Linked DNA regions of Mus musculus: all the other regions are linked to region 2. The links are chromatin loops, found by intact Hi-C in ENCODE. Cell type or tissue: gastrocnemius. All regions are shown on one strand. Each heading gives the region's core, and the rest is flanking DNA. Links, peaks and the distances in the headings are about the cores only.

What was found. A loop is a pair of places that touch in the nucleus more often than their neighbours do. Peaks named below come from ENCODE experiments on the same cell type or tissue, not always from the same donor. Only the 100,000 strongest peaks of a DNase experiment are listed, where the experiment ranks them.
Region 1: it touches region 2 in a loop (35-fold over the local background); 17 of 42 quality-filtered maps call a loop at or near these places.
Region 3: a loop joins it to region 2, with 9 times the contacts of the local background. A loop is called at or near these places in 19 of 42 quality-filtered maps.

Annotation. Positions count from the first base shown.
Region 1 is chr4:124,670,049-124,680,524 of GRCm38, forward strand. Utp11 (UTP11 small subunit processome component) reads right to left here. Exons shown (of 8, transcript NM_026031.3): 7 at 9,654-9,764; 8 at 8,716-8,938. The coding sequence ends at 8,855. Among named protein-coding and RNA genes, the nearest start is that of Gm38545, 7.1 kb to the left of the region's middle. In gastrocnemius, for the core only: a CTCF peak has its summit at 5,189 (motif pointing left); DNase peaks (open chromatin) are centred at 2,414, 3,120, 3,992, 4,530 and 2 more places.
Region 2 is chr4:124,136,606-124,147,081 of GRCm38, forward strand. No RefSeq gene overlaps it. Among named protein-coding and RNA genes, the nearest start is that of Gm40241, 88 kb to the left of the region's middle. In gastrocnemius, for the core only: no CTCF peak of the experiment used is centred there; a DNase peak (open chromatin) is centred at 5,646.
Region 3 is chr4:124,656,358-124,666,833 of GRCm38, forward strand. It overlaps Pou3f1 (POU domain, class 3, transcription factor 1), which reads left to right and starts at 1,289. Exons shown (of 1, transcript NM_011141.2): 1 at 1,289-4,298. The coding sequence starts at 1,350. The coding sequence ends at 2,699. It overlaps Gm38545 (predicted gene, 38545), which reads right to left. Exons shown (of 4, transcript NR_168615.1): 2 at 9,612-9,746; 3 at 8,277-8,876; 4 at 7,937-8,121. Gm2164 (predicted gene 2164) reads right to left here and starts at 1,130. Exons shown (of 11, transcript NR_168006.1): 1 at 483-1,130. In gastrocnemius, for the core only: a CTCF peak has its summit at 6,848 (motif pointing left); no DNase peak of the experiment used is centred there; H3K4me3 peaks cover 77 bases.

The DNA.
Region 1 (10,476 bases), core at 2,241-7,240, 530 kb after region 2:
GCATGAGACCAAGTAGAAAGCCCGGCCTCGTCACTGGTGCTAGACCCCAGAGAAGTCAGGTCTTCTTCATTCCTGATTGAGAAGAACTCCCAGACATGATTCTCTCTCTCTCTCTCTCTCTCTCTCTCTCTCTCTCTCTCTCTCTCTCCCTCTCTCTCTCTCATTCAGCCCACGTGTGCTCCCTCCTCACAGTCAGCCGGACACACACGAATACATTCAGAATGCGTCCACTCTCACCCGTGGTGGAACAGAAGGCTGAAAGGAAGGTAGTGGGAGGGCAGAGTGTGTGCCCAGAGGGCAGTTCCTGGGGTCGGGTGGCAGGGTGCCCAGGGTACTGAGTGGGCAGGAGACCTCATGGCTTCCTCTCTTCTCTAGCCAGTGACCAAAGGTCAGCTCTGGCGGCTTGGCCACGTGCAGTCCACCCACAACCCTGGTCAGGTCATGTGAGACCAGGACTGAGGCTTTGTCAACACTCCATTGTCTCCCAGAGCCCAGCCTCTGTGTGTGGTAGGGGGAAAACCCTCTCCAGCCCAGGCGAGCTGGTGAATCTCCAGAGCCATAATAAGCTCCCAAAGAAATGCTTCCACTGGGGAGTCCTTCAAGCATGATGATGATGATGATGGTGGTGGTGGTGGTGATGATGATGATGATGTCATCGTCGATGCCCTACAGGACCCCATTCCTCTTTGAGACTTCACATGATCCTCAAGAAGTGGTGAGGAGGGCCCTCCCTTGGCATTGAGAGAGGGAGCAAAGGGAGGAAGGGCCTCCTTTCCTCTGTTCTCCTCGGGGCAGATATGCCATCATGTGACCCCAGCCCCCCCCCCACCTCACCCATTCCACAGATGCTCTGGGGGGAAAGAGAGAGCAAAGAAGGCTGAAATATGGCCCTGAAGGTCATCTTGCACGTCAGCATTGGGACGCGCCCCGGAGCCCCTTGTGTCCTGGCTCCCAGCCTGGACCACAACACAGGCCCCATTGACTCCTGTGTACCCTCTTTCCCAAGATGCCCACAAAGTCATGGGCTCATGGTTCCTAGCCACAGGCTCCTGAGCCCCCCAAGAAGGCCAGGGTTGGCGAGAACATAAACTGCACCTGCACAGGAGTCTCTCAAGTCCAGGCTGAAGGTCATGGCCAACCTTTAGGCTTTATCCTACCCAGTCTGAAATGGAGTCAAATGGAGACCCAGGTAGGGCACGTTCTCTGCCAGTTCTCTGCAATACAAAGTCCTATGTTTTCTTTAAAGCTAGCCCCTGACTCAGCCCTTACCACTGAAATGTAAGGCCAAACCACCCTGGTCCACTGTGTCTCTCTTACCAGGGGTGTCAGGTGAGGGAAGAGGGTTGTGCCTGGGGGAGGGGCTGGGGCTGAAGAGCTCCAGAAGGGGAGGGCTGGCCCTGCAGGATGACAGAGAGATGATTAAACCCACAGAGAAGATTGATAAGGGTGCTAAAAAGCTGCAAGTCTGCAAGGTGGGCTGGGGACAAATCTCATCTTGTCCTGGCAGTGCTCACAGTTTTGGGGGGCTGGGCCAGCCTGGCTGAGCTCATGACCCATACATACAAAGAACACTCCAGAACAGGAGGGACTAGGGGGCTAGAAGGCCACTTCCTGCTTCTCCCTCCTGGCCTCTGATGAAGGCTTCTGGAGCTCACCGAGGGACCCCTGCCCCCTTAACACCTGGGCAGTGCGTCCCTTCACCCACAGCATCTCTGCCTCAGCTCTCACTCTCGTTATTATTAGATGTGATTTACAGCGGAAGCGCTGAGTCAGACAAACCGAGATTTCCCCTAGACAGAGGCAGTGGGAGAGGAGAGTCCAGGGGAGGTGGGCAGGGTCCTCGGAGGGAGCCAGGAGCTGGGTATACCAGACTCCAACTTGTAGAATGAGCAGGGAGTTTATGTTGCTGTTTCTCCTACCTGCTCTAGGCCCAGGATCCTCACTTGGGACTCTTGGACATTCAGACCCCTTTTCTGACATCTCGCCTCACCTTTGAGCTTGTCTTGGTTGGCCTCCTTTCCTTTTACAAATTTAAGAGGAGAGCCTGGAAATGAGTCAGGACCTTGTGTCTTCAGAACGGCTCTGAAGGTGGTCCCGAGCTCCCAGAGATGGAGAGAAACAGCGGAAGGGCCCCGGCCACCCCACCCCCACTCTGCAAACAGAGACCCTAGCACCGAGTTCCGGGCAAGTGGGGGGTGTCCAAAGGCGCAACACCGCCTGCAGGAAAAGCCCACATTTCTGCTTTCACCTTGTGCAGAAGAGAGTGGTGGGCAGGTCGGTCTCTGCTCCCTGGGTCTCTGACTCCCTGGCAGGGAGGAACTGGGCATTGTTGCCAAAAATAAACGTTCCTTCTCCCGCTCCCTGGCTCCCGGCTCCCGCTCATTAGGATGCGTGGCGTTTGGCTGCGGTCCCACACCTTGCAGCTCATTATAAATATGCAGTCGCTGCTGGCGCTACCCCAATCATCTCTGCAATCAGAGCTTTTAATTAGGTTAATTAAATTGTATCAAATCTCGCAGGGACGCAGTTCACTGATGCTGATGAGGCAGCCAAAACAGACCCCGGCTCCTTGGCTAATGAAGGCCGCTGCCTGCCTGAGCAGCGAGGGGGCAGGAACGCATAATAAAGGGGTGCGTCCTCGGGGAGGAGCTGCTGCCCAGGCCCATGCTCTGGGGACCTAGGAAAGGATCTTCATCTAGCAAGTTGAGCTCTAGCGGCAGCAGTCTCCCAACCCCAGAGACTATCAGCCTCGCTGGAGAACCAACGATGCGGAGCATCAGGAACCCAGACAGGTGGGCAGTGTTAGGCCTAAGCACCTGCCACCCCAAACTACAGAGTAAACAGTGTCTTGATATCCACTGGCTCTATCTGGGAGCGCCTTACTTCTTCCACAGACTAGTTTAAAAAAAAAAAAAAAGGGGGGGGGTGCGCATGCGCACACGTGCCCGTACACACGCGAGGGGAGAGATGGGGGCGGGAGTGGGGGGGAGGAGGGAAGTTGTCCTGTCACTGCCTCCTTGGTTGTCTTATTAGCCTGTGAGGAGGCCAGGCTGAGGCTAGGAAGCCCATCCCACTGCTGGCCTAGTCTCCATCTGCCATGGAGGCCATCTGCCCCTGGCAGGGGGTAGTTTATAATGCTACCAGCCAAAGACAGGAGGGGGTGGCACCCCCTCCCCAGTCTCTACGTGCCAGATGGAGCCTGTGTTTTCCCACCTACCTCTCTACCTAAAGAGCCCTCTCTCAGGGAGAGACATTAGTCCCGGCCCTACAGGATCAAATTAGCTAAGGAAGAGAGCCGATTCCTCCCCACTCCGTCCCTCCTCACCCTGAGCTGACAGTCCCGCGCGTCCTGCACTCTACCACAGGCCATGGGAACCCATGCAAACCCGGAGCTGGAGGAACAGAAGGTCTTCCCCTAACTTTTAGCAAAATGGCAGGTGCTGCCACCTCTAGAGGGGTGGTCCCTGCCACTGCTCAGCCCTCTCCTCTGAACTCTTCAGTTCTCTGAGCAAAAGAAGGCCAAAGATGGGGACTTGTTCAGTGCTTTCAAGGTGAAGCTTGCCTGTTCTGTAGGAGCTGCTTTTTGCTTTTGGTTTGGTTTGGTTTTTGATTTTTGTTTGTTTGTTTGTGTTTTGGCTTTTGATTGTTTTTTTTTTTAAATAGAAAGGTTGTGTGGATGGGGTGTTATTTCCACTCAGTAATGTGAAAACTTGAAACCAACCCCCACCCCCACCATTTGTCACCTCAGAAAGAAGCCTTTGGGGGTAACAAAGAAAAATAAAAAGCTGTAAATTAGTCAGACTGGCTCAGGGCAAGGGAGGGGAGTACCCACCTGCCTCCAGGCACCAGGGTTTCGTTAACACTGGTGATCTGAGCGTGGCCATCAGGTGACAGACAATGAAGACCTGAGACGCCTTCCTTCCCACCTTCCTTAAATCCCCCAAAGCAGCAGCCCCCTGCCTAGATCCTCAGTTCTACTCCAGACTAGCCTCTACCTGCCGGGGACAGACTGCGGGACCTCCCAGCACCTGGGTGTTCCTCCTATGTCAGGATATGGCCATCGCCTTTTCTAGGACCATCAAGTCAGGCAGAGCAGATGGACAGGAGATGTAACTGAGACAAGACTTCCCAAAATGCCATACCAGAGGGCCTGGGGAGAGAAGGCAAAGCAGTTCCTTACTGGAGTCAGGAGCCGCGGGAGCGATGTTTCCTTTGGCCTGGCCTTCTAGGGGAGGCAGGCAGAAGTATGTACAACCAGGACTGCCTCTTCTGGGCTCCAGAGTCTCAGACTTGGGCTTTGGAAGGCTAAGGCTCTGGTCCAGGCTTTGCATATTCTAAGCCAGAGCTCTACCACCGAGTGATCCCCCAGGCCACAGACCTAAGCACACAGCCTCTATGCCTTTCCTTGTTACAACTGCACACGGTTGTTCCCGCATCCATTCTCTACAGGCCCAGAAGCCAGTGGGGACTGTGCCAGCAAGGAGGCCCCATGACCTGGCTGGCTAGAGAGTGCACCGTCTAACCCCAGAAGGCAGCTGCAAAAAGCCAAGAAACCTGCCAGCTCAGCCTCAGACAGCCCACCCCCAGCCCTCCGTTCATCGGCAGTTTGGGCCCAGGGTTCTCACCCCAGGCTCAGTACACCCTTCCCAGTGCTCTGTGCATGAGGCTTTGGGAACTGGCAAGCCAAGATAGCTTTGGGAGGAAGAGAGAGCCCAGAACCACACACCTACTCGCCTCATGGTTTCAAGTCCTGGCAGGCCCTGGCCTGGCAGGCCCTGGCCTAGCCGGCCTCCGCTGTCATGCCGAGCAAACAGTCTGCACACGGCTTTCCCCGATGAAGGACGTGCGGCTTTGGTTGTTCAGTGACCCACAGCCAGCAGCACCGGGAGACAGCAAGCCACAAGTCAACCTCTCAGAACTTCACAAAAGGAAAAACCCCTACCACATCCCGGTGGACCGATCACTGGGAAACCTGAGGCTTTGGGAAAGACCCTAATGGTCCCTACAGGATCCTCATTAAAAGTGAGAAAGCCACGATACATTCAAACTAAAAGGAAAGATCTTTTTCATGGAGTGCTCTTCCGTGGCATTAAATTCAATAAACAAATCCATACTCAGCATCTCTGGGGGACAAGGAGGTTCTGGGAGAAACTCGCTGTTAACCAGCCCAGCAGAGAGGCAGCAGCGCCACCTGCTGGGCTCTTTCCCACCCACCACTTTTCTTTTCTCTCTCTCTCTTTTTTTTTTTTTTTTTTTGGAGACAGGGTTTCTCTTCTCTGTGTAGCCCTGGCTGTCCTGGAATTCACTCTGTAGACCAGGCTTGCCTGAATTCAGAAATCTGCCTGCCTCTGCCTCCCAAGTGCTGGAACTAAAGGCATGCAGCATCACTGCCCAGCCAATTCTTTTCTTATATCAAAAAAATAAAACAAGGCCTTGACTCGGACCCTCAAATGTGGCTATAAGCTGACTGGTCTGGCCTCAGGGGCTCTCTCTTGGGAGGATCTGCAAGTTCTACAGGCTTCAGGTGGCTGCTGCTTTAAAGACTTATTTTAGCTTACGCCAACATGAACCAAACAGGGATACTGAGTCACAGAAACGCTCTCCACTTCCACATGCTGCCCCAGCCCTATGGCACAGCCAGTATGGTGTGCCACATCAACAGGCCAAACCACCCCAAGCCTAAGAAAGCGGTCACAAAGAAAACAAACTGTCTCCTGTTCCCAGCCAGTCTGTCGACCTGCCTAAAGGCTGTGGTCTACTCTAAGAATGCATGGGGCTGGAGCCTGGGATGGGTTAGTAACAAGGGACCACCAATCTCTCTCCCCTTAAGAACTCTTCACATGGTGGCTTATAACTGTAATTCCAACACTTGTGAGGAGGCAGAATAACAAAAGCTTGAAAGCAGCTCAGGCTAGCACGAAGCCACGTTAAAAAATAAAAGCAAGGGACTGGAGAGGTGGCTCAACAGTTAAGAGCACTTGCTACTCTTGCAAGAGAATCCTCGGGCCCCAGAGACAGCCACCAAGGATCTACCTAGTCTTGTTCCTCTGACTCTGACTACCTCCAGCCTGGAAACTACTTCAAACACATTGGGTGTTGTGGTCCCTTTGGACTGAGCACAAGCCCCTTCAAGCATCTCCGCTGGTGTGTGTGCGTGTGCCCAGAGGGAGGGTGCGTGGATGTGTCTATACCTGTTTCTGAAGCCCAAGCTGCTGCTGGCTCATGCATCTGTGAACATGAGAGCCCATGCAGCATTGTATACTTTGGTGTGGGTGGATGCTTTATGAGAAGGTGGTCACTCATACTCCCAATTCTCCCCAGCCTCCTACCCAGGAACTGCAAGAATCAGTGCGGTGATCCCTGGCTGCTTATTCTAGAACACTGCTTGGTCTGTTAATTCCTTAGCAGGTCCCATCTGACAACCCTACTCACCTTGCTCCTGCCAGTGTTAACCTACATCTCTCTTGTGGAACGGATACCCAGACCATTGGTATTAACTGAGCTCAGCACCTCCTCACAGATTGGAGTTCGGCCTGGGAAAGCTTCTTTTCTAAAGGCAAAAACTAGCTTCTGTTCTCTGGAGTCTTATTTTCAGGACTCCCAGATCTGAATCCCACAGTATACATTCTGAGAAAAAAAAGACTTCCCACCAAGGCTTCATACAGGAACCCAGTAGCCATGTCACTTACTAATACTTTAAAACAAACAAACAAACAAAAAATAATTCTGGGCCTGGAGAAATGGCTATCAACTGGCACCTCTTCCAGAGGACCTGGATTCAATTCCCAGGTTCCACACGAATCAACTACAACTTCTTTCATGGGATCCTATACTCTCTTCTGGCCCCTGTAGGCAGAAATGTATGTGGTGCAAAGACAAAGCCCTCATCTACACATTTAAAAAAGAAAATCTATCAGCCCAATGTAGCTGTTCCTTCCCAGAACTCGGGATGTGAACAAGGCTCCTAGAATCCTGGTCTCAGTTCTTCCACATCTTCCTTTAGCATGCTCAGTCCTGTTCTGACTGGCCATGGCCTACCTTCCCTATATAAGGGCAAGGAAGGGAAGGGTGGGACCTAGGAAGAGGCTAAGAATCAGCTCCATATAGCCTGGAGTCTGTATTCTCAGATGAAGTCATTTATGACCTTGGAATCAGCAACTAGCGGCAGGAACAGAGCCAGCCCTAGTGTCCTGATGTGAGCTTCCTGAACAGACAGGAGCCCTATGAGGTCCTAATTCTAAGTGTGTTTATTTCTACATGCAAGGAGGGAGAGATGAACTCTTAGACAACTTATGAAGCCACTCAAATAAATAATAAGATGAAGATCCCTCTCCCATCTATACAAAACATTTAATTCTTAAGACAGATTGCTCAGCCAGGTGTTTTTGGCGTGTCTGTAATTCCAGCCAGAACAATCAAGTTCAAAGTCATCCTTAGCTACACAGCAAATTTTAGGTCAGCCAGGGCACAATGAGATCCCATCTCAAAAAACAAACAAAACTTCCGGTTCAGCTGCTGAGCAAACATAAGAATTTAACTTTGACTCCCAGAATCCACATTTTTGTTGTTTTTGTTTTGTTTATTGGAGACAGGGTTTCTCTGCGTAGCCCAGGCTGTCCTGGAACTCAACTCTGTAGACCAGGCTAGCACTGACCTGCTTACTCCTGCCTCCCAAGTGCTGGGGTTAAAGATGTGTCCCACCACTGCCCAGCTCTAGAACCCACACCTTAAAAGCCAAGCGTGGGAGCTGAAAGGATGGCTCAGCAGGTGAGAGTGCTTGCCTCCAAGCCTGACAACCAGGTTTGAGTTCTGGAACCTCACAGTGGAAGGAAGAAGAACCAAATCTAAGTTGTCATCTGACTTGCAATCCCAGCACTTGGGAGGCAGAGACAGATGGGTCCCTGAGGCTCACAGGCAGGCGACCTCATCAGTGAGCTGGAGACCAGTGAGACAGTGTATGAAAACAAGGTGGACTTACTCTAGGGGATGACTCTGCGGCAGCCCCATGGCCTCCACACAAACCACTGCACGTGCGCGCGCGCGCGCGCGCGCGCGCACACACACACACACACACACACACACACACACACACACACACACACAAGGATTTTACTTTCTACTATGCTTTTATATTACTTTTGAAAAATTCAATAATGTTATAAAAATAGAATAGAGCTAATGAGTTAATTAAAAATTAGAATGTAAAATTTACTATAAGGAGAATGACAAAACATAAACAAAAACCGATGTATAGCTCTCCCAAATGGTGAACATAAACCTGCCCTTCACAGCTGCTCGCATCAGTAGCCCTAGCTCCTGCTAGGGATAAATACACTGTTCTTCAATACTGAGAAGGAAATGTGTTCATCTATTTTCTACTTTGTTATAGGAGATTATATAACTCTCCGAGGGACAAATGAGTATTATATGTATGAGATTCAATCATCAACACAGAAATAATGATTCTAGGAAGGGACTTTACTCATTTTCCTTCTTTCTTTCTTTCTTTCTTTCTTTCTTTCTTTCTTTCTTTCTTTCTTTCTTCTTTCTTTTTGGTTTTTGGAGACAGGGTTTCTCTGTATACCCCTGGCTGTCCTGGAACTCACTCTGTAGACCAGGCTGGCCTCGAACTCAGAAATCCGCCTGCCTCTGCCTCCCGAGTGCTGGGACCACTGCCTGGCTGCTTTACTATTTTCATAGAAAGACATCAAGTCTCAGGTCGAAAATAAGTCATGATTACAAAACAGGAAGACCAAGCCATTTGAATTAATAAAATCTGAAGTTATTACAAAAGACAGGAGGAAAAGATAATAATTCTTTTCGATACAGAATGCTGAGGCTTAATTTTAACCCATCAACGTTTTCGGCGAGTCTGGAATCTGTAAATAGCTGGGGAGTTCACTGTTTCTTTCTTCACCTTCACCTTCTGAGTTTTATCCTACAAGAGGAAAAAGGTGACCAGTAAACATAAACAGGCTTCGTAAGCAGCAAAGGCTTTAGTAACCTGCCTAAGGGGCAGCCCGACACAGCCCTTCTCCAAGCTCAGAAGAGCCTTAGGCACCCACCCTGTATGGAGCCACCTAACCTCTCTGGAAGCCCAAAGAATGCCACCAGCTGGGGACAGTCTTTGGGAAAACTGAGGAGAGAGCAGCTCAAGTAATTATTTTGTTTAAATTATAAATTTAATTCTCTCTCAGAACCCCAGTTGAGAAAGGCCAACCTAAATGATCTTCAAGGCTGGAGAATTTGACATTTAGAGGAGCGGTGATTCGAAAGAGCTTCTTAAATTCCTTAGCTCTGCTATTTAACTGCACAGTGTTGTCTATTTTTAAACACCAGTGAGTGGCATGCACTGTTTTGTTAACCTGTTTAAATGTTACGGGAGCGGCTCATAAGCTATAAAGTCCATATGCTACCTGATCCTACCCTTTGCTGCTCCAAAGCACCGACTAATAACCCCCTTATTACCTTCTTAATCAAGGAGCACTTCAACAGTGTCAGAGCAATAGACACTGGCTCCAACCACTGCCCCCAAGGAGCAGACATTTCACTGGTGTTGATTTACACACAGCCTAGACCCAGTCTCAGTTAAGACCTTTACAAGAAAAAAGAAAGAAAAGAAGAAGAGAAGGCTCAAGGCTCCCTCCCCTTACCATGAGGTCTTTGCGTGTCTGGATTTTCTGGGCAACAACGAACAGCTGCTTCTCCCGCTCGATGCGCTGCGTCAAACAGTCATACTGCTTCTGTCGTTCCTTGGCTATCCGCTGCAGAAGGAACACTTATTCTCAGTAAAACAAGGCAAAAATGTGTGAGATCCTGGTTCCTGAGTCCAATTGCATCAATGGTGCCATCAGCTCCCTCCTTCCAGTATCAACTCAGCGCCGTTACAGTAAGGATACCTACTTTAAAAACAGCTCAGTCTGTAAGTGAGACTTACAGCAACCATGGAGACTTCCTATCAATATCACTTTACAGATGCAGAATGAGACCCAAAGAAAAGCAACCGGTCTAAGGGTAGATGGTTTGCCTAAATCAGTCAGGACTGTCCTGAGCCCCCCCACTTCACAAGAGTGTTCCCAGAGGTGTGCTAAGTAGCCTCAACCTCTGAGCGCCCCGATTACTGGAGTTGAGGGCAGCACCTGCCCAAGTGAGCTGAGAGCAAGAGAAGGCTCAGTGGTGAGCTCTGTGCTGGGCCTGAGAACCCAGATCTAAATCTCACAGAGAACAAGGAGCATTTTCAGCACGGATGGCCTGACAGGGATGCCTCAGCGACCTCGGGAGTCCTTACACTTCAGAGACTCGGTAAGCATCAGAGAAACCCACCACTCTGACTTCTTCTTCGAGACAGAATACAGACTGAGTATAACTCATCCGAAATGCTTGGAACTGGCGGGTTTGGATTTCGAATTTGGGGGTGTTTGGAATATTTGCACATGCATGAGATACTTTAGGGATGAGACCCAAGTCTAAATAAGA
Region 2 (10,476 bases), core at 3,606-8,605:
GCACATGCATCCAGCATTCAGTTTCTGATAGTGGATGTGGTTTGACCGGCTGCCTCAAGCCCCCATTGCCTGGACTTCTCTCCCAGGATGGTCTATACCCTTAAACCATGGCCCCAATAAAAGAGCCTTGCTCCCTTGAGTTGCTTTTGTAGGAATGTTTCTTTACAAACATTGTATCAGTAGCGTGCCGTGCAGGTGTATGGTTGTGGGTAGGAACATGTGCATGCAAGTGTCTGAGGAGGTCAGAAGAGGGTGTCAGATACCCCTGGAGCGGGAGTCACATGTGGCTGCGAGCTGCTTAGTATGAGTGCTGGGAACCACACTCCAACCTTCTGCAAGAGCAGCAAGTGCTCTCAGTCCGTGACTCATCCTCTAATCCTTTGTCAGAATTATTATTATTATTATTATTATTATTATTATTATTATTATTATTATTTTAATTGAAGCAGCACAAAAACAGACTGAGACAGTGCCTAGCTCCAGACTTCTCAACTTACCAGTTGGACCTAAAACCATCAACCTTCCTCCTCCCCCTGACTCCCCATGGCTCCATTTCCTTTGCAGAGGCATGGTGGGAGTGGTGGGAGCTGAGGTCATCGACTCTGGTTTTGGTCCTAAGCTAGGGACCACCCTGTGTGAACCAGCTCCCTCCCTCCTCCTCTTGAGTCTGATGCCTGTGGTAGAATTTTGTGGCTTCTGCTGGCCCTGCTCCATGATTCTGCCACCTCCAAGGCCCTCCATCAGTGTTTGCTAAGCGGTGAATGAATGGATGGATCCCGAGGACAGGGTGACGGCGAAGCACTCCAACATTTATCTTGAATCTCGGAAATGTAAGAAAAATTGGCCCATCTGTTTCTATATTATATCAGGATAGCAAGAAGCCACAGAACTTAACTGCAGGCAGCTCAATCATGTGTGACAATCTGGGAGAGAAGCAGGATGTGTGTGTGTGTGTGTGTGTCTGTGTGTGTGTGTGTGTGTGTGTGTCTGCACATGAGCAAGAGTTGCATGTATGATCACATATGTATAAGACATATGTGGCCAAGTATGTTGCTGGATGAGAATGCCCTTGCTTTGTGACCATATCTAAGTGAGCTGGTATTTTCAGGAGCGTGTATTTATGCACATCCATGTGCCCTTGCATTCAGGGCAGCAGGAACTTTGCTTGTCACCATGTGCCTATACCCATACTGTATGAACCCTGTGAGAAATCTCTTTCTTTCTTTCTTTCTTTCTTTCTTTCTTTCTTTCTTTCTTTCTTTCTTTCTTTCTTTCTTTCTTTCTTTCTTTCTTTCTTTCAATCAAATTCTTGCTGTCCATATATATTGAAAAACTGTCCCTCCTCACTCATTCAGACTCATCTGGGCTGAGCCAGTATGAATTCATCAGACCCCCAGGAGTACTTAAGAAGGTAGCCACCGTTTCCAGTCCTGGCTGGCGTGTGGTGCTTGTAGCCGTACCTCCTACCCTAAAAGGACAGCGCTTCCTCAACAAGCACCTTCCTATTGAGGTCTTTACAGCAACAGAGAGACCCTGCGTTTTCACGCTTGGACATGCTCAGGACATGGCACTGACCATAAGCTCAGCATGTCAAAACATGGCTCCTGCGACAGAACTAAACTATGGATTTCATTTCATTTCAACAAATTAAAAGTAAAATGTAGAGCTGGAGAGATGGCTCAGTCAGTCGAAGTGCCTGCTCCCAGAGCACAGGGACCTGAGTTTGAGTCTCCAGGAGCCATGTGAGAAGCCAGGAGTGATGGTGCATATATGTGATCACAGCACTGCGGAGCCAGGCTCAGGTGATTCCATGGGGATCTACGCCCAGCTAGGCTAGCTCAATCGATCAGTACCGAGCTCAGTGGGTGCCCTATCTCAAAACCACTAATAAATAGGTTGAAGAGTGATGAAGAAGCCACCTGATGTTGATTTTCCCACTCCGCAGGTACATGCATGCACACACACACAGCTACTTGTATACATGTACACACATATGGGTATTCATGAGCATGGCACACACACACACACACACACACACACACACACACACACACACACACGCAAATCTATACAGGGCTGGTGGATGTGATATTGAGCTGTTTTCATCTGGAACCTGCATTCCCCGCCTTCCTTTCCCTCCTGCATTCTCAAATCCCAGCCTGGTGCCTGACACTGGGAGGCTGTGAGCCGAACACCAGCTCTCGGAAGGCAAGCAGCCAGGGTGGGTCTTCAGGGACTCACGCTAATGAATAGAATAATAGAGATTGATACAATAAGTGAAAAAATAAATATTGTCTGTAGATAAATGAGTGCTTCTGAAATGTTGGAGAAATATCTTCCCTAAAGAGTTACATAATGTCTTTATAGAGGAGTTTATCTTAAGAGTTTATTAAAATTGCCTCTCTCTCTCTCTCCCCCTCCCCCTCTCTCTGCATTAGAAGGGGGCTTAGCATTTCCTGGCTTATTCCTAAGGCACACCATTCTCTTTCACCAGTGGATCCCCACTGGAGTTGAGCCATCTAGGATCTGTGCCCCCTCCTGCATGGTTCATGTCTCACCCTAAGTGAGTGGCTTTTGGCGATCGGTCTCTGAGAAGAGCCCAAGCCTTGGTGAGGTGACTCCCATAGCGTGGGTTGCAGGGACAACACAGACACCAGTTTCTCTGAAGAGTCTCTAGCATCCAGGAAGCTCTAGGAAGCTATTAATCATTGATATTAACATTAGTATTTAAACAATCATTTCCTCTGGTTAGAATCTGATGGCTGGCCAGTCAGTCAAGAGGAAATTCTTTTAAAAAGCTATTATCGATGACTTCATTTTTTTCCCCACTTTTAATAAGAAATTGTAAAGTCAAGACACAAGATGCTTTATACATAACTCAAACCCGAAAAGGTTTATGAACTGATGACTTCTGTATTTGTTTTTTTTAAAAACCACGGCTTCCTTTATTGAATGGAAGACCAGCGGGTAAAGTAGACAGAAATGGGGCTGCCAGGCCCCAGGGAAGACAAGCTCAATAGCCCTCTCTGCCATGCTGCTCTCGGACTCCGTGTCACCTATATCCTCTTCAATTCCTCCTCCCAGGGGAGCAGGTGACACATGCCCTTCATTTCTTAGTCACCCAAACTGTGCTGAGAACGCTGGTGGATCGCACTCAACGCACTCCCTCCTTCCCTGTCTGCGGCTTCCTTCTCTGTCTAACTTGTGATAGCCTAAGTTCTGGCTGGGGAGTTATCCCTGAAGCGTCTTCACCCGGGAGACCCTTGTGTCTCCCATTTGTGTCCCAGGAGACCCTTGTGTCTCCCATTTGTGTCCCAGGAGACCCTTGTGTCTCCCATCCCTCCTCCCAGAGCGTCTGAGCACCAAGAACATGGCTAGGCACTGCCTTTTTTTCTGCAGTTGACTGCAAGTCTAGGCATGTGGTAGACACTCAATAAATACTTGCAGAAGGAGTGGTTTTCAGAGCAAAGAGGAAAAGGTGTGGAGCCGGGAGGCGTGGCCAAAGACTCTGGGCAAAGCTCTACCGAACCTCTCAGAGCTTCGGTTTCCTCATCGGTAAAGTAGGTGTCCTCCCCAGTTTACACTGATGAAGACAGATTAATTACGATGTTCTTGATCGAGTCTGAAGGGATATGTGTGTGTGAAGACTGTTGTCATAATCGAGTGTGTGGCCCAAGTGAGCCTCTGGGCTCCCTTCTGGTGCTGAGCAACGGGGATGGATTCATTTGTAGAAAATATTTGCTAATTATTGTCTGGTTTGAATAATTATCTGGAGACCCTGGAAACAGCCCTTACCGCGGATCAAACTGTCACATCTGCAGCCGACCTTTAAGTAATCGGAGTGGGGGTAATTACAAAGGGCTGGTGTCTCTCTAAATATAGCTGTTCCCCAGCTAAAGGTCAACTCAAGGGAGCACAGTTTGATAATTGCAAGCAATTTGATAATGAATTGGGGCAAACACTCCCAGGGGTGCAGTCAGAGCTTTCCTGTTAAAAAAGACGAGGATGTGGGCAACTCGATGGGGAGGTCTTGGATTTCGGAGTCCTACTGGAAAACATCAAAAGTTCTGAGAATAAAGTGGTAACCACCCTGGCAAGGTGCTAAGCTTTGTAGATGGGTTGTGGGAGTGTATCCCTCACCCCAGGGTCATGGGCTGGAACCCTGGTCTTCAGAGTGTCTGTGTGGAGAGGGGTGGGGTCTATAACAGAGGAGGCCTCAGGGTAATTAAGCCACTGGGCACATTGCCTCAGAAGGGATTAACGCTGCTCTCATAGAGTTAGTTCCTGTGAAAATGGGGCTTATAAGAGCAAAGACTCCCCATGCGTGTGGCCTTTCCTGCATGTGTCTGTTTCCCTTCTCACTTCCTTCATGTTGTGACACCACCAAAGGGGTCTTCACTGGAGGTCAAACTGATGAGGCCAGTCAACCTTGGATATGCAGTATCTAAAATATTAGTTAAATAAACCCATTTTCTCTATAAAGTACCCCCAGGCAACAGGAAATGGATTAATTCCGATGGTAGCTATGGTGGTTCTTATGTTGGGATGAGTGTGTGTGTGTGTGTGTGTGTGTGTGTGTGTGTGTGTGTGTGCGCGTGTTGGGGGCTATATTCTCCATTACTAGGTTCTCAGAACCCTAAACTATGAGAGTCTTCACTGGTCTACTGTTGGTTTCCAAGCTGCCTGTCTCGGATCCACAGAGGAAATTTCTATCCTTTGGCTAAGACCACTGAACACAAACTTCAACAGATAAAGCTCAAAGGAGGACTTGGGTGTGACTCTTGGTCCAGTCCGGAGTCTCCGTGGGAGAGTCTGGACACTTCCTTCCTTGGGCTCAGTCTCCTTGTCTTATTGGTTTCCTCACGGAAACTGTGGTGCTTATGAGTTACTGTCCACACGCTCATAGCTAGAGCCAGTAAGGGAGCACACCTGAGTCACTTGGCAAACCTCAAAGAGTCAGTAAAGTCTTCAGATGGAGACGCTTGTGACAAACCATCCTTCTCTCTCCTTAGCTCCACTCTAAGCGCTGCCGGAGTGGGGCCCCGACATTTCCTGCAGCCCCCTTTTCTCTGCCCCCAACCAGTATTCACGATGAGAACTTTTGGAGGGAGATGGCCTGAAATGAAAAGAGAATAGGGAGATGAAGTTTAAGATGAGTGAGTGGGGGCAGGGAGATGGCACAGTGGTTGCGTGCTTGCCGCTCTTGCAATAGGACCCCAGTTCAGTTCCCAGCACCCACACTGGGAAGCGCAAAACCTCCTGTAACTTCAGCTCCAGGGGATCTGACACCTCTGGCTTCTGAAGGCGCCTGCACTCATGTACACAAACCCTCAAAGACATTCATGCATGTCTATAATCTAAAATGCAATAAAATCTTAAAAAATAAGGGTGATTGCCAAGCAAGATATGAGGCTTGGGAGTCAAGTCTCTCTTCCCTGTACTAAATTTATTGTTCTACTTTCTCTCATAGTCTGTGTCATCCCCAGTCTATAACTTCTGTCCAGAATAAAAAAATATCCCCCCACTGTGCCTGGAGTTTCAAAATCCTATCACTTACAGTACTTAGAAAAAGCCTTTCCCTTCCTTCTGGCTTAGCAGGATGCTCAGTAAGGATGAATGGCAATATTCTACTTGCCAGCAGGTGTCGCCACTGAGTACTCAGTGAGTTCAGGCATTCAACAGCTCAGGATTGCAACTGCCCGGTTTCCCATTAGGCATAGGTCCAACGGTGGACAAAGCAGCCTTCTGGGGCAAAGACTAAACACAAAGACTGTATGGCGTGCTGTCAGGCAGAGGTGAACACTATGAAGAGAGGACGGAAGCTGAGTGGAGGGTCAGGGCACTTTTAGACAGGGGAGTGTGAAAGATCTTAAGGCCATAGGGGATAAATGAGTAAGGCACGTTACCTGAAATTATTGGCTTTCTTTTTATCACAGAATTGAGGTTTTGCTTCTGAACGCTTATCTCATAGAGTTTGAGGGGTAGACACCAACTTCGTTCTTTAGGACGTTCTACCCACAAGGAAGAGCTGTTGTTCTGCATCCCTAAGCACGAGGAGAGAGATGGGGCTCTCTGCTAGGTCTTCCCAGATGCTCGCTGGCTTTCTGTTATTTCTGGGTCATACTAGACACGTGGACATCTCATGGCTCGTTCTTGGTTCCATTTGCTTGGGCATCTTCGTTCAGAGGGGCTGATAAAAATGAGTCTGCCCTGCTGTCTTCTGCCTTTCTGTTTTCTTGCCCTTAGCAAGGTGGAGGTAGGATTTCTCTGTCAACCTCCAGTGAGTGGGCTAGGAGTTCTGTCAGCCTAGACCCTTGTCAAGACCAGAGAACACTGCTTCCCTAAAGGCTTGCTGAGGCTCTTGCAACACAGAGGCAGGGAAATCTGCTGGCCATTTCTAGTTTTGCCTGACCCAAGCAAGCCCCTGAAGACCATAAACAAAATGCTGGCTCGCTCATAGTAGGGTGGGTGGTGAGGAGGGAAACCTGGGTGAAAAACCAATTTTGATAGATCTGTGCATTAAACATCACCCCTGCTTACCTGCTCAGCACACTCCCACCGTACACCCTACTTCTGCACATCTCCCAACTCTGTGGAGAACCCGTTGGGCACAGGGGCACCTGATGCCTATGTATTTGTACCCACCCACATGTTCAAACCCACGTTTGCCTCCTCCAGGGGAAGTGTGGTTTCTTCCTCTGAGTGTGGAGAGTAATTAAGTAGCTAGTTTTTCTTTCCACCCTAAGTGAACAGCAAAGGCTGCCAGGCAAGAGGCAAGAGGCAAGAGGAAGCATTCCGTTAGCTCCCAGCTGGCTCGGAAACACTTGTCTAAAAATACAGAGAAGAAGGAGTGTGAAGGGGTGTGTAGGAGGGTTGTCCCCACAGTCAGGACAACTGGGGCCATCATGGAATACATGCCCAAAATCTCTGTGCCCAGCGCTTCTTTTAACACAAGCTCTCTCCCACCCAGACGTTCCCAGCAAACTTTTCACGAATATGGGCAATCTTTCCCCGAAAGCCTTTGAAATGAAAAAAACAAAACAAAACAAAAACAAAGGAAGCTGTGTGATGGAGGCAGGGCATCAGAATACGGAGTGCCAGGCAGGCTGGACCAATTTGCTGTCTTCCCACCCTTGGCTCTCTGTGGTGGTCTCTTGACAGTTTGACTGGGAGGTGGGGGTGGGGGTGGGGAGAGGGCGGTGCCTGTGGGGCCTGGTGTGTCTGACATGCAATTAGGGCTCATTCGCCAGCTGACCGGTCAGCCTTCCCCTGTCCGGCTGCTTGGTAGTCAGTCATAGCTCCAAGTATAGAGGATGCTAATTGGACACCAAAGCCCAGACAGCTTCCCATCTGCCTGGCCTGGCCTTGCCCAGGGTCCAGCTTTCTTTCCTGCCCCTAGCTCTAATCTTAACTTGTTTTCTCTGGCACAGTACTCTAAAGTAGAAATGCTTAAAAAGCCCCTGAGAGAGCAGAGGCAAGGTCGTGGTTGGGAGTTAAGGAGTTGGGATTGGATATTGAGAGAGGAGAAGCCAAGAGATCATGGGATCATGTTGGTCCCAGCACTGAAGTGGGAGGTGAAGGCCCTTCTTTGCCTGACACTGCTCTCTTTAAGAGGAGGCAAAGCCCTTGGAGAGAGAACTTGCCACTCTGATCCTCAAACCCTGATGTACAAATTGTTCTGTTTTCTCCTAGGATGGTTGTGTTAGCAATTTCAGGGAGGTCACAGGGTCACAGTGAGTTAATACATGTGTCCTCTGGAGGGAAGCGGGCCCCCTTTCCCCAGACAGACAGCACGGGAAATGTCTGCACGTCCAGCGTCAGCATGGAGCTCCACCGCCTTGTCTCATGTGTACAAGGCTAGCCTGGATAATCCTAGAATGTTCCGATAATACTGGGTGCTCCAAAGAGTCCTGCAGATCTGGCTCTTCACTTCCTCTCTGGATTGGTGTCACCTATGCAGGTTCTTTTCTTGTGACTCTTCAGTTCCTGCAGTGCTCACGATGACTTCTAGTTCTCTGCCCCACTGGGATAAACTCAATGAGATAACTTGGGCCATGGAACACAGGCAGTAGTGACTGACTCCCAGTTTGGAATTGAGATTCAACTTATTTCTCAACTTATTTCTGTTATACCCAGTGAGGTGCTTTGAATATGCTTGGCCCATGGGAAGTGGCACTGTTAGGAGGTGTGGCCTTTTCTGAGAGGTGTGGCCTTATTGGAGGATGTATGCTACTGTGTAGGCGGGATTTAAAAGTGTCCTTCTGTCTGCCTTTGCAACAAGCTGTAGATCAGCTCCTTCTCCAGCACCATATCTGCCTGGACGCTGCCGTGCTTCCTGCCATGATGGTAATGAACTGAACCTCTGGAACTATATACCAGCCTCAAGTAAATGTTGTCCTTTATAAAAGTTGCCTTGGCTATGGTGTCTCTTCACAGCAATGAGACCCTAACTCAGACACCTAGCATGGGTTATAGACTATGCATGTTCCTGGCAGTCATGTGCTCTTAGTAAGAAACCCAAAATGAGCCAGGGAGGAAACCTGAGTCAAGGGGCTCAGACTGAGCCATCACAGCCCATGTAAACGCACTCTATATCATCCAAACCTAGATAGACCCATGGTTGAAAGAGTTTGAGAATGAGTGTGTGTTGTGGAGACAGAGACAGAGACCGAAAGGAAGGAAAAGAAGGAAGAAGAGGAGGAGGGAGAGAAGGAGGAAGAGGAGGAAGAAGAGGAGGAAGAGTAAAAGGAGGAGAAGGAGGAAGAGGAGAAGGAAGAAGAGGAGGAGGAGGAAGGGGAGGAGGAGGAAGAGGAGGAGGAAGAGGAGGAGGGGGAGGAGGAAGAGGAGGAGGAAGAGAAGGAGGAGGAAGAGGAAGAAGAGGAGGAGGAGGAAGAGGAGGAGGAAGAGGAGGAGGAGGAGGAGGAGGAGGAAGAGGAGGAGGAGGAAGAGGAGGAGGGGGAGGGGGAGGAGGAAGAGGAGGAGGAGGAAGAGGAGGAAGAGGAAAAGGAGGAGGAGGAAGGGGAGGAAGAAGAAGAGGAAGAGGAGAAGAGGAGAAGGAAGAAGAGGAGGAGGAAGAGGAGGAGGAAGAGGAGAAGGAAGAAGAGGAGGAGGAAGAAGAGGAGGAAGAGGAGGAGGAAGAGGAGGAGGGGGAGGAGGAAGAGGAGGAAAAGGAGGAGGAATAAGGAGAGTATTTTAGGAACTCTAAGAGAGGGATGTGGATGAGCACCTCTGGGTGTCCTGAAGACAAACTCCATAGAGAAACCATCACAACCTCACAGCAAGTACAGTATGGGGCGGGCCCCCATCTCACAGCAGGCCAGACACTGGCTGCTTTTCTCAGGTCAACCCAACCTCCAGAGGAGCCACACAACTCCAGAACGAGGCTGGAGAAATGAGCCGGAGCTGTTTTCAGAGCTGGGGGAAGAGTGCAGTGCGGGGAGTGGACGTAGCTATTTCTAGGGTAACATGCAGTGAAGTCTGTCAAGATGTAGCCAGGCAGAAGGAAAGACTCCAGCATGCCAAGGACATCCAGGATGGTTTTGGAATAGTTAAGACCCAAGTTGATTTGGAAGCCGGGGCAGCAGCTATATACACACTGCTGAGATAGATACAGGGAAGACTCTGGAATGAAGAAAGCGTTTCCTAATCAGTTTAAGCGAGTGCGAGCGACAGATGACTCCTCCCCAGGAGTCCGTGGTGCAGGGAGAATGGCTGTAATTGCAAGCACTTGGCAGGGAAATCAGGCGCCTGCCTCTAGTCCCTTAGGCTGCCTTCCCTGGGGACCCCAGTTCAGAGACCTTCCTATAGAGACTTGGCTCCCTGAGCTGAGACCAGCTGACCCTGTGCAGATGTTGACCACAGACTGTTTGCATATATTGTGGATTTTGGTTACGGGTTCCCTAATTGGCTGGTTTGTCATTTAAAATATTATGTACAGGGATTAGGATGTGTGTGGAATTTTGATTCCAGTTGTGTATGTGTGTGCGTGCGTGCACACACACACACACACTCAGGGGCAAGTCTTGTTCCAGGGAAATCTGCAAGATGTGCCATACATGGGGATCTCTCCAACATTCTAGGAGTGCCGGTGTCAGAGAGATTCATAGCAACTGAGTAGTCCTAGCTCGGCCACCAGTGTCAAAGGGGCATGGAGCAAATGTTATCAATGGATGGAGTGTCAGTTTCATTCTCTGTGAAATGGGGACAATAGGCACCTGTCTTGAAGACATGTGTGAGGAGCTAGTAGCATAATGCAGGTAGCAGCTTAGTCCCAAACCTGGCACATAAAATACAGTAGGAGCTATTAACATGACTTTTGTGTGTATATAAACATGTGTGTTAAGGCTACGGGACAACCTCAGGTGTTGTTCCTCTTATGCCACCTAAAATTAAAAAAAAATTTTTTTAACCTGGTCTCTCAGTAGCTGAGACCTCACCAAGTAAGCTACACTGGCCATCCCCGTGAACTCCAGGAAT
Region 3 (10,476 bases), core at 3,850-8,849, 520 kb after region 2:
AACAAGGACAGGGATGAAGAAGTTGGCCGCATCCCACTGTCCACTTCTCCAACAAGGACACCTCGAACTCAATTCCCTATCAGACAAGTCCGAGTTGACTCCACGGGAGGCTAGACAGCTGCCAGCTGCCAGCTGCCAGCCTGCACATTGGATTTCCGAGGTGCCCAACTGTCCTTCCCTAAGTCAGTCCACAAATCCTATTCTGCAAGTTTCCGGGCGGCATAACCCCAGCACAACCAGCGCTGCCGACAGACCACCGGTTCCAGCTGGGAGGAAAACAACACGAAAAGGCTACAGCAGCGCAGGACAGGGCCCAGTGTCCATTCCCCACCCACTGGTGGCGCTTTCTCTGGAACCAGTCTCCACCCCGAGGTTCTCTCATTCCAGAACCCTGGAGCCCAACTGGTTCCTGGAGCTTGCATCTCCGCGTACAGGCTCAGCGGCTCACTGTCCTGGCTCAGCACTGCCCACGCGGTACTCACCTGGCCTCGGTGCCCAGGGAAAGGAAGGCGAGCCGGCGAGAGGCGTGAAGCCCAAGCCGATCCGAATCTGTCCGTGCCTGCTGCACTTTCAGGACTGCAGAGGTCCAGCTAGTTGTGGCGCTGAGTCTAGAGGGAGTAGAGGGAAAACCAAGACCTTGGGAGAACGCGATGCGACCTGGCAGCCGCAGGAGGCGAGGCCCCGGAGGTTAGCAGCCGCGCGGTACCGAGCCGGGAAGCCACGCAGCTTCGCTCTCGCTGCAGCCCAGACTCGCGGGATCCTGGCCCGCAGGCAGAGGCGCAGCGCAGGGAAGAGTGCGGGGCTGAGTCTCTGCTCGGAACCCGAGCGCCTCCCGGAGCCCGCAATCCCCCGCCCGCCCCAGTGGGATGCAGGCGGAAATTGAGCTTGTGTGGAACGTGGGGACCGACCGGGCTCCGAGTCTCCCGCGCTGCGGTGAGAGCGGGGCCCACGCAGCCGGGACCGGAGGGGGTGCGGTCCCAGTGCCACCCCCGCGCCACTCCCCACGTGGCGGCCGCGCCCCCGGGGCGTGAATGTGTACGCGGGCGGTGGTGGTGGGGGTCATGAATGAAGCCCCAGCGGCCAATCAGCACTGCCGGCGCGCGGGACCCCGGGAGCGAGACCCAATAGCGAGCTCCGGGTTGCAGGCCCCGGCGGCGGGCGGGCACGGGGGGAGGAGGCCGGGGCCGGGAGGCGGGAGGCGGCTCCGCGGGCAGCCAATGGGCGGCGGGCGGGGTGGGGCTCCGGAGCGCCCAGCGGGTCCGGGCTTTAAGCCGGCGGAGCGCGGCGGCGGGGCCCGCAGACGGAGCGAGGCGGCGGCGGCGGCGGGGCGGCGCAGGGCGCGGGGCGGCATGGCCACCACCGCGCAGTATCTGCCGCGGGGCCCCGGCGGCGGAGCTGGGGGCACAGGGCCGCTCATGCATCCCGATGCCGCCGCGGCGGCGGCAGCGGCGGCCGAGCGGCTGCACGCGGGGGCCGCGTACCGCGAAGTGCAGAAGCTGATGCACCACGAGTGGCTGGGCGCGGGCGCGGGCCACCCCGTGGGCCTAGCGCACCCTCAATGGCTACCCACGGGAGGAGGCGGCGGCGGCGACTGGGCGGGCGGCCCGCACCTGGAACACGGCAAGGCAGGCGGTGGCGGTACCGGCCGAGCTGACGACGGCGGCGGTGGCGGCGGTTTCCACGCCCGCCTGGTGCACCAAGGGGCGGCCCACGCGGGCGCGGCATGGGCACAAGGCGGCACAGCGCACCACTTGGGCCCCGCCATGTCGCCGTCGCCCGGGGCCGGCGGGGGTCACCAGCCCCAGCCGCTCGGGCTGTACGCTCAGGCGGCCTACCCCGGTGGCGGCGGCGGCGGCCTGGCCGGGATGCTGGCGGCGGGAGGCGGCGGCGCGGGACCCGGCCTGCACCACGCACTGCACGAGGACGGCCACGAGGCACAGCTGGAGCCGTCGCCACCACCGCACCTGGGCGCACACGGACACGCACACGGACATGCACACGCGGGCGGCCTGCACGCGGCGGCGGCGCACCTGCACCCGGGCGCGGGCGGTGGTGGCTCGTCGGTGGGCGAGCACTCGGACGAGGATGCTCCCAGCTCCGACGACCTGGAGCAGTTCGCCAAGCAGTTCAAGCAACGACGCATCAAGCTGGGCTTCACCCAGGCCGACGTGGGACTGGCGCTGGGCACCCTCTACGGTAACGTGTTCTCGCAGACCACCATCTGCCGTTTCGAGGCCCTGCAGCTGAGCTTCAAGAACATGTGCAAGCTCAAGCCGCTGCTCAACAAGTGGCTGGAGGAGACCGACTCGTCCAGCGGCAGCCCCACCAACCTGGACAAGATCGCGGCGCAGGGCCGCAAGCGCAAGAAGCGCACGTCCATCGAGGTGGGTGTCAAAGGCGCGCTCGAGAGCCACTTTCTCAAGTGTCCCAAGCCGTCTGCGCACGAGATCACCGGCCTGGCCGACAGCCTGCAACTGGAGAAGGAGGTGGTGCGTGTCTGGTTCTGCAACCGGCGGCAGAAGGAGAAGCGCATGACCCCCGCGGCCGGCGCGGGCCACCCGCCCATGGACGACGTTTATGCGCCTGGGGAGCTGGGGCCTGGCGGGGGCAGCGCGTCGCCACCTTCTGCGCCCCCGCCACCCCCGCCGGCCGCGCTGCACCACCACCACCACCACACACTGCCCGGCTCTGTGCAGTGACCCTGCGGACTGGGTTCCCCGCCGGCGCAGCGGTGCCTCCGGCGCGCAGTTAGCGCGCGCGGCCTGGACTCTTTTTGTTGTTTATTCGGTTTTGCTTTGGATTTTACAAAAAGGAAAAAAAAAAAAAAAAAAAAAAGCTCAGAAACTTTTAAACAAAACCAAACACCCGGGACCGACCCCTCTCTCCAGCGAGCGGCGAAAGGCGGCCGAGAGGCTGTGTCGCCCGAGTCCCGGGAGAGAGCAGCGGAAGATCCAGAATGCGCCAACTCACTCTGGGCGCCCTGTGCCCACTGCCTGCTCCCTATCCCCATCCCCTCGACGACCCCCGCCCCTGCCCCTGGGCTGTTCGGGGCCGGATCCCGGCAGCGGCCTCCCCACAGCGAAAGGTAACGCGGTGCGGGGTTAGGGATTCCCCGGGAGAATGGACGAAGAGAGGAGAGTCCCCAGCAGCTCTCCCGGGCGCGGACTCCCTGTAGCCTGCAGGTCACGGGTGGGGGCTGTCACTTTATTCTTTCCGCGCCTCTTCTCTCGCACCTGGACGCGCCCCACCCCCTCACCTTTTCTCCGGGCTTGGTTTTTTACGGTTTTTATTTATTCGTGGAGCCTCTCGGCTCCTGGGGTCCTTCTAACTCCGCCCGCGCCCTTAATTTAAATCGCTGTATGCTGTATTTATCGGGGCCCCAGAGGGGAGGCCGCGAGAGCCGCATCTGTGTATAAAAGCAGGAAATAGCCAAAGCTTTAATCTAGCCTAATTTATTTTCCCTTTCTCTTCCCCTCTCCTCCTTCAAGAACGCAAAACAAAAACAAAAAAAAAAAAACTAACAAAAAAATTTTTTTTGAGTGTTCATTTTTCGTTTCGTTTTACCCGAGCCCTCGGCTCGGTTCCTGGCCTAGCAGAGAGGGTCTGCGCTCCCACGCACACCCGGGTGGGAAGGGGCATCTCCACCCGCAAGACCGAGCACGCATCGCGGGCCACTGCTTCCCCGCCGGGCCTTGCCCCTCCTGGCCTTAACGAACGAAACTTGGAAAAGTTGGAACTATTTTTTAACTAGCTGTAGAAATAAACCCGTTCCCCCCAAGAACCTTGCGCCTGTTTCCCTACCGCTTCCCCCTGCTCTCTTTCCGGCCCCCGCGGGATGCGGGATGCTGGGGGAACCCTGGGGAGAAATTCTCCAAATTTGGGGTGAGGTGGGAACCATGTAAATATGTGAGATATGTACACACTGGCAGGGGGGGAAGAAACACTTTGTGCTTGGTTTTTATTTTTTGGTTTTCTGGGTTGTTCTCCCTCCCCATCCTAAAGGGTTTGTATGCCCGACTAAACCGAAAAAGATATTTTAATATGGTTTCCTAATTTCTGACCCATCTCTATTTATTTTCTGGATGTGTTTGGAGCTTCCCCCTTCACCATTTCTTCATCTGTTTGTTAAGGTTTCAGCTTAAATTTTGTTTTTATTTTTTATTATTTTCAGAACAATGTTTTGGTCCATTCTCTTTGTATCTTTATTGCAAAAAATAATAATAATGTAGACTGGGAAGTTCCCTTTATATTTATGTTATAGTAAATATTTTATTACTCACATAAACATGTACCCCAGGGCTGTGTCCTGTTCTCTTTACTGCTAGGGCTGGGCTTGATTTGCAGGAAGCGGTGAGAGTCCCCAGCCTGTTCCTCTCCTGAAGTTCTGGGCTCTGAAAGGAAGGGAAACACCAGCCTCCTTCTCGGTCAGTAACAGGACTGCCTGCCTGTTGCTTGCTTGGTCAGCAGTTGGGCACCTGGCCCAGGTACAACAGTCTAGCAAGAATCACATCCTGTTCCCATTGCCTTCAAAGACCAGACCAGGGCCTAGGATAGTAAAAACCCTTGATAACATGGAACCTGGGGTCAGCCATGAATCTGGATACAAGCTGACACTCTTCTCAGCCAAAGCAGCAGATCGCCTCTTCCTGGATTACCAGCCTTGCCTCCCGTGCCTGACACCCCAACCCCTAACTTTGATTTCACCTTGTGTCCCATGAACGGGGTCCAAGCCAAGTTTCAGAGTTATAGGGCAACTGGAAACCTAGTCAGGGGCTTCCTACCCCCAATTGGCTCCATCCAAACAAATGGTACCCAAGCCCACCTAGATACATTGGACTTCTGACAAGTTCGGTCTGAGGTCCATTCAGTAGTCCGGCAGAACTAAGTCCGCTTGGGAGGGAGTCTTGCCTATTTGCCTTGGGCAAAGCTAGCTCTGCTTTGCAAACTACCAGTCCCATACACTCTTAGTGGTGGAGGCATAGACTATGCTGCAGGAAAAGCTTGTCATAGCTCCTGGGTAGACAACTAAGAACAGCAGGGAGGGAGAGATGAGTTTGCTGTTGAAAGGGGGAAAACCAACATTCTGAGATGTTCTCAATGCTTCAGTGGCCACATCACTCAGAAAGTCTCCATACTGGGGACAGGTCTCAAGTTCAGCTCAAAACCCAAGGTAGCATCCAGTCAACATAATTTTTTTTTTCCCTTTAAAACATCCCTTCCTGTTTCTTCCATAGCACAGTTCTTTTCCCTTCTCAGGAAAAATACAAAGTTCTTACTCTGTGGAGCAAAGTTGAAGGCACTGTGGGTTCGGCTGGGGAGAAAGTTGTAGCCCAGGCGAACCTGCGTGCCTGGGAAGGCGCTCACGTCCAGGTCTTGGGAAGCCCTTGGCTCTAGCTAGTGGACTGGGTGATGCCCAGAGTCAGGTATTCCAGGACCCCCAAACCTGTGGTCTTTAGCTGGGCTGGCACATCAGTATAACATACAAAACTTTGATGCCGTCCCATATTCCTTCCTACCCCCTAGTTCTCCCACCCCTAGATTTGTCCCTGACTTGGGGAATGGGGCCGTCCCAATATGGAAGCAAATGAAACTTGGCTTTCCAGTCCCTGCCCTGCCAGCCCAGAGCCTCTGCAGGTTTTGAAACTGGGAAACTGGAAAGGCCTTTCACAGGCCTCTTCTCTCCAGTTGACACCAATTGATTGATTGATTTCCTAATTGTCTGCTTAATCTTGTACAAGAGGGTGGGCTTATTATTGAAGCAAGTCAACTCAAAAATAGCAAAACAATGCAGCCCCCCAAGAGCCAGCAGCAGCTGAGGGATAGAACAAAAAGAAAGAGGGGGAGGGAGAGGATCCTGCACTGCAAGGGTTTGGCTTAATGAGATACCAGCCTGGGATCTCTACCCTGCTTCAGGCAACCTAGGAACCCAAAGTCCTAACCCTTCCACAGAATAGTTGAAGAAAGGCACATCAGTTGTGGGCTTCTGGGTTTCTTGGATGTAGGTCTACCTGCCTGTGCCAGAGTTCCTCAGACTTCGGTCTGAGAAGTGCATCCTTCCATTGCAAACTTGGAACTTCTGAGGCCATCTCTCACCCTTGACACTCAAAGTTATTTCCTGTAATCACAGAGCAGGTCAGTAGAACTTGACTGGTTGCGTGAGAAAACATACCTGCTGATATTTGTGTCTTCTGCTGTGTGTGTGGGAATCCATGACTGGTCCCAGAGCCACATGGTACGGGGGAATCCATCTTATTACTGGGAATCTGATCTAGAGTATTTACAGGAGTAAGGGCCTCTTAGCGCTGGAAAAGGAAGGAAGGAAGGTAGCCATTGTGGTCGTTAAGGCAAACCCAGAAGGCACCCTGTCTTGAGCACCAAGCCCTTCTCCCTCATCTCCTGCCGCAGGTTATACAGGCTTCTGCGCTGCGCGGTATGAAGTCCAAGCCGTCACCCTTTTGTCCCTAGAATTCAACTCAGTGTCCACAGGTCTACCCGACTCCTAATCATAGCTCCCAGCTCGGAGCTACTTGGAAGTTCCTAGACAGGTTCTAGGTCTGCGTAAGAGAAAAAGCAAGGCAATGTGAGCCACCCAGGGCCAATCTTCTTCCTTCCTGAACTTTTCACAGTAGGACTTGAGCCCCAGAAAGGAGAATCACTTAGGCAGAGGGTGAAGTGGGAGGGGTAATCTAGCCCAGCTACCCCCAGAAGTTTAGCCAAGAGGATCTTCCCAGAGTTTCAGGTTAGAGGCAGCTTAGAGACACTTCAGTTCCTCACCCAGCGGTTAGTGTTTCTCAAGTCTCGAGGGCTTCCCTAGTGCCACTCAAGACTCCATGTGGGAGGACTGCCCTCTATTGGTCCCTGAGCTGGGACATGACACCCAGTCATCAAAATGACCTAATTGTTGCGCATGCCCTTCTCCCAAGTCAACTTCAAGGTGATGGCTGATGGTAGGCTTTGCTAGCCAGAGCAGAGGTGAGTTTCAGGCCCCAAAGGAGGCAATCCTGTTTCACACACAAATGTGCTGGTTTGTGGTCCCATCCCTTTCCCTCTTCCACCCTGCCCACTCACACAGCCATGCTCAGAAACCCACTACCACATGCTGCCTCTTTCATCTCTCCTGCCCACACACATCCCCACCTCTCCTCTCACCAGCTCAACAGCTTACACACACACACACACACACACACACACACACACACACACACAGACACAGACACAGAGCCTCACCTACACCACTGTTTGGCCACCCAGACCCAGCTTTCTGGTTGGTACTGAACTCTTGGGAGTCCAGGCACCTGACCCCCGTACTGTGTAACTAAACACATTACCATCTGCTGTCACATTTAGCCAGACCCTCTCCTTTCCAGGTTTCTAAGCATTCACCCCGCAAACCACTTTCTAAATCCATCCCTGTCCGACCATCATTGCCCCAGCTCCTCCCAGATCTCTCTCTCTCTCTCTCTCTGCTCCTTTCCGATAATTAAAGTTAGGCTGTGTGTTTGTATGTATGTGTGATCTTATTTTTTAAACACACACCCCCACACATACATATGCGTGTATATATACAAACACACACAGCAATTAGCTCCAGCCTCCACCGTCATGCTAGAACAGTAAAACCTCGTTATGCACAGGTCCCCATGCGCCCCTGTGATGAACCCAGATTCACCTAGTCATGGGCTCCTGATCTCTCTCTCTCTCTCTCTCTCTCTCTCTCTCTCTCTCTCTCTCACACACACACACACACACACACTCTAGCATTTCATGAAGTAATACCCACTGTATACTCCAAGAGTAGATAACCCACCCCCTGCTTCCCACTTCTCTTCAGAGAATCTTAATGGACTCTCCTCAAATGACCCAGGGCCCCGGAGCACTGTGCTTACAACCCTTCCCCTGCCCACCCCATCTCCATCCACACAGCAGTGGACACAGCTCCCTGCTGAGCCTGACCAGGGTGGGTCTGGGTTTTATTAGGCTGCAGAGACAGCACGGAGGCATATGGTCTCGTACACAAGAAATAATGTTCATGTTAAATCAGACCTCATGCATAACGCATGAGCCTGATCTCACATTATTTTGGGTGTTCGTCAAAATCAGTGTTCTTTCTTGTAAGGACTCCTGAAAAGAAGGGAAAAGAGCGTTGGCTAATTACACCCACAGCCCGGACCCAGGGATCCCAGAGCGCCCTGGGAGCCTCCTCTGCCCCACGTCACCCACCAGTGGGTCCTGTCCCTCTCTCCCACCCTATCTTCCCACATGGAAAGAGGGCTTGCCTCGGGTTTGTAGCAGGCATAAGGCCCCGTGTTATTTTTATTTCTTTTCTCTCGGCTCTCTGTCCCTGGAGGGTTCTGGGGAATAGCGGTGGCTCCGTTGCTCTCTCACACCCGATTCATTTGCCGTTTTATGAACTCCCGGTTGATTCATCGCCTCCCTAAGTCAATGACTCACTCCTGATGGCTTCTCAGAAATCCTTCTTGAAGGACTCCCGGTTATTCAGCTTTGAGCGGGAGCCTGAGCCGAGGTAGACCTGGACCTCGCACAGCACAGTCCCTGCTCCCTTGGCCTGGAGTCACCCTGCTTGGGTTTTTGCAGAAGCCGAGCTGGGGAGGACGGAGTACTCCCTCTATGCAGAAGCTGGGAGGACCTACCCAAGCTGGGAGGACCTACCCAAGCTGGGAGGACCTACCCAAGCATCCCAGCCTGTGGCAAAGCTCCCTTCGGCATCCGTGGATCACCTGCCGTCTATCCTCATCAAAGCTCCAAGAAACTTGCCGTGACTGGGGAGGCAGAGCACAGTTATGGGACCTGAACCGACAACTCACTCACGTTTCCATGCCTCAGTTTCCCGGTGTGACGCTAATGGCCGTTCTGTACTGTAGAGTTGTTTTGAGAATTAAGTGGGATAATGCTCAGAATACTTAGCATAAACGATGAATAAATCAAAATCGTTTTATTCTGAGGCCTGGGTTCAGAAGTTAGCATTCAAGGAAGGACACCATAAGGTGGTGTTCCTCTACCTCTGACCAGGGACCCCACTTTTTCCAAGGACACTTTTATATAATATACACCCATCACTCACCTTACACTTTATGTTGAGTGCCTTACACAATATAGCCCCATTTTATAAAAGAGGAAGCTGCAGCCAGGAGAGTGTTAGCTTAGTCAGGGCAGCAAGATTAGTAAATGCCAGCAATTGGAATAGAAGCCATTATATCTGACTCCTGAGCCCCAGTTTGTTTTATGCTAAGGCCAATGGCAAAATAGTAGTCAATGTTGAGTGTTTGTTCAAAGCAAGAAAAGGAAAGCCCCAGAACGCAGGCGTGGAAATCGGGAATCAAGGTTGTTAGAGCCAGCTAACTGGGTAAAATCTACGGCCCCCTCTCCACTACCCAGAATCAAATAAATCCCAGGAGGCTAAAGAAAGTTGGATAACTTGCCAAGTTAGGAAGATCAGGAAGTCCCCCTATTTGGCCCTCTCCAAGCCTCCACATCACTGAGCAAACACATTGTAGCCAAGGATGGAGACCTAACATCTGCCCAGGCATTCAGCCTCATGGTCCTATCCACTAGCCGTGAGTCTTACAGAAAGTTCCTTAAGTTCTCCATACCTCGGTTTCCTCTTCTGTAAGCCAGGATAAGAACAGCATCAGCCCCACAGAACTGCAGTGAGGACTTGACAGTTGAGAGGATATATAACATGAACACTCAGAGCCTCCCGCATCATGAGTACCATTAAATGTTAGCTGTAAAAAATAATTTTATATGTACAGTGTGTATTAATGCTGAGCTATTGCAGAAAAAAAATGTCAAGTGCTTCCCCTAACACTCCTGCCTTTCTAAAATGATTTCATTCATAAAACCACTCTAGGATAATTAGGTCTAAAATCCCCATCCCCATTCCACAGGTGAGGACACTGAGGCCCAAGGATGGTAAAGGCCTTTCTCAGAGGGACCCAGAAAATCAATGACAGGCGCAGTTCTTAAGCCTAGTGCCTAGTTCCAATTTGTGGCAAACCTGCTCCCCCAACCATGTCTTCTGAGGCTATAATACTAAGCCCTGTGTGGCAAGGCTTTGTGCTGGGCTCGCAGAAACAGCACCCAGACAGAGGCATTAAACTGAGCCAGGACGAGTGGATAGAGGTTTGCTCAGGAGTCCCTGGATCTGGGCCTGATCCCTGAGACAAGTCCCTGAACCCTCAGACCATATCCACTCACCCTTCCTGAATCCTGAACCTTTCCGCCTTTCCCACCCTGTTCAGGACGCTCCTCTAGCAGGCCGTGGCACACTTTTGACCCTAGCACAAAAGATTCAGTGCAGGGCTCACGGCCTCTAAACCCGATGGAGTCCCAAACTATGAGATTAAAAGTCTGACTGAAGCTTCCTTCAGGTCTCCGTGAGTAGTTTTACTGCAACCCTAGCCAGAGGTTAAGCAGAGGTTAACCAGCCTCAGACATTTGGGGTCACCAAATGGA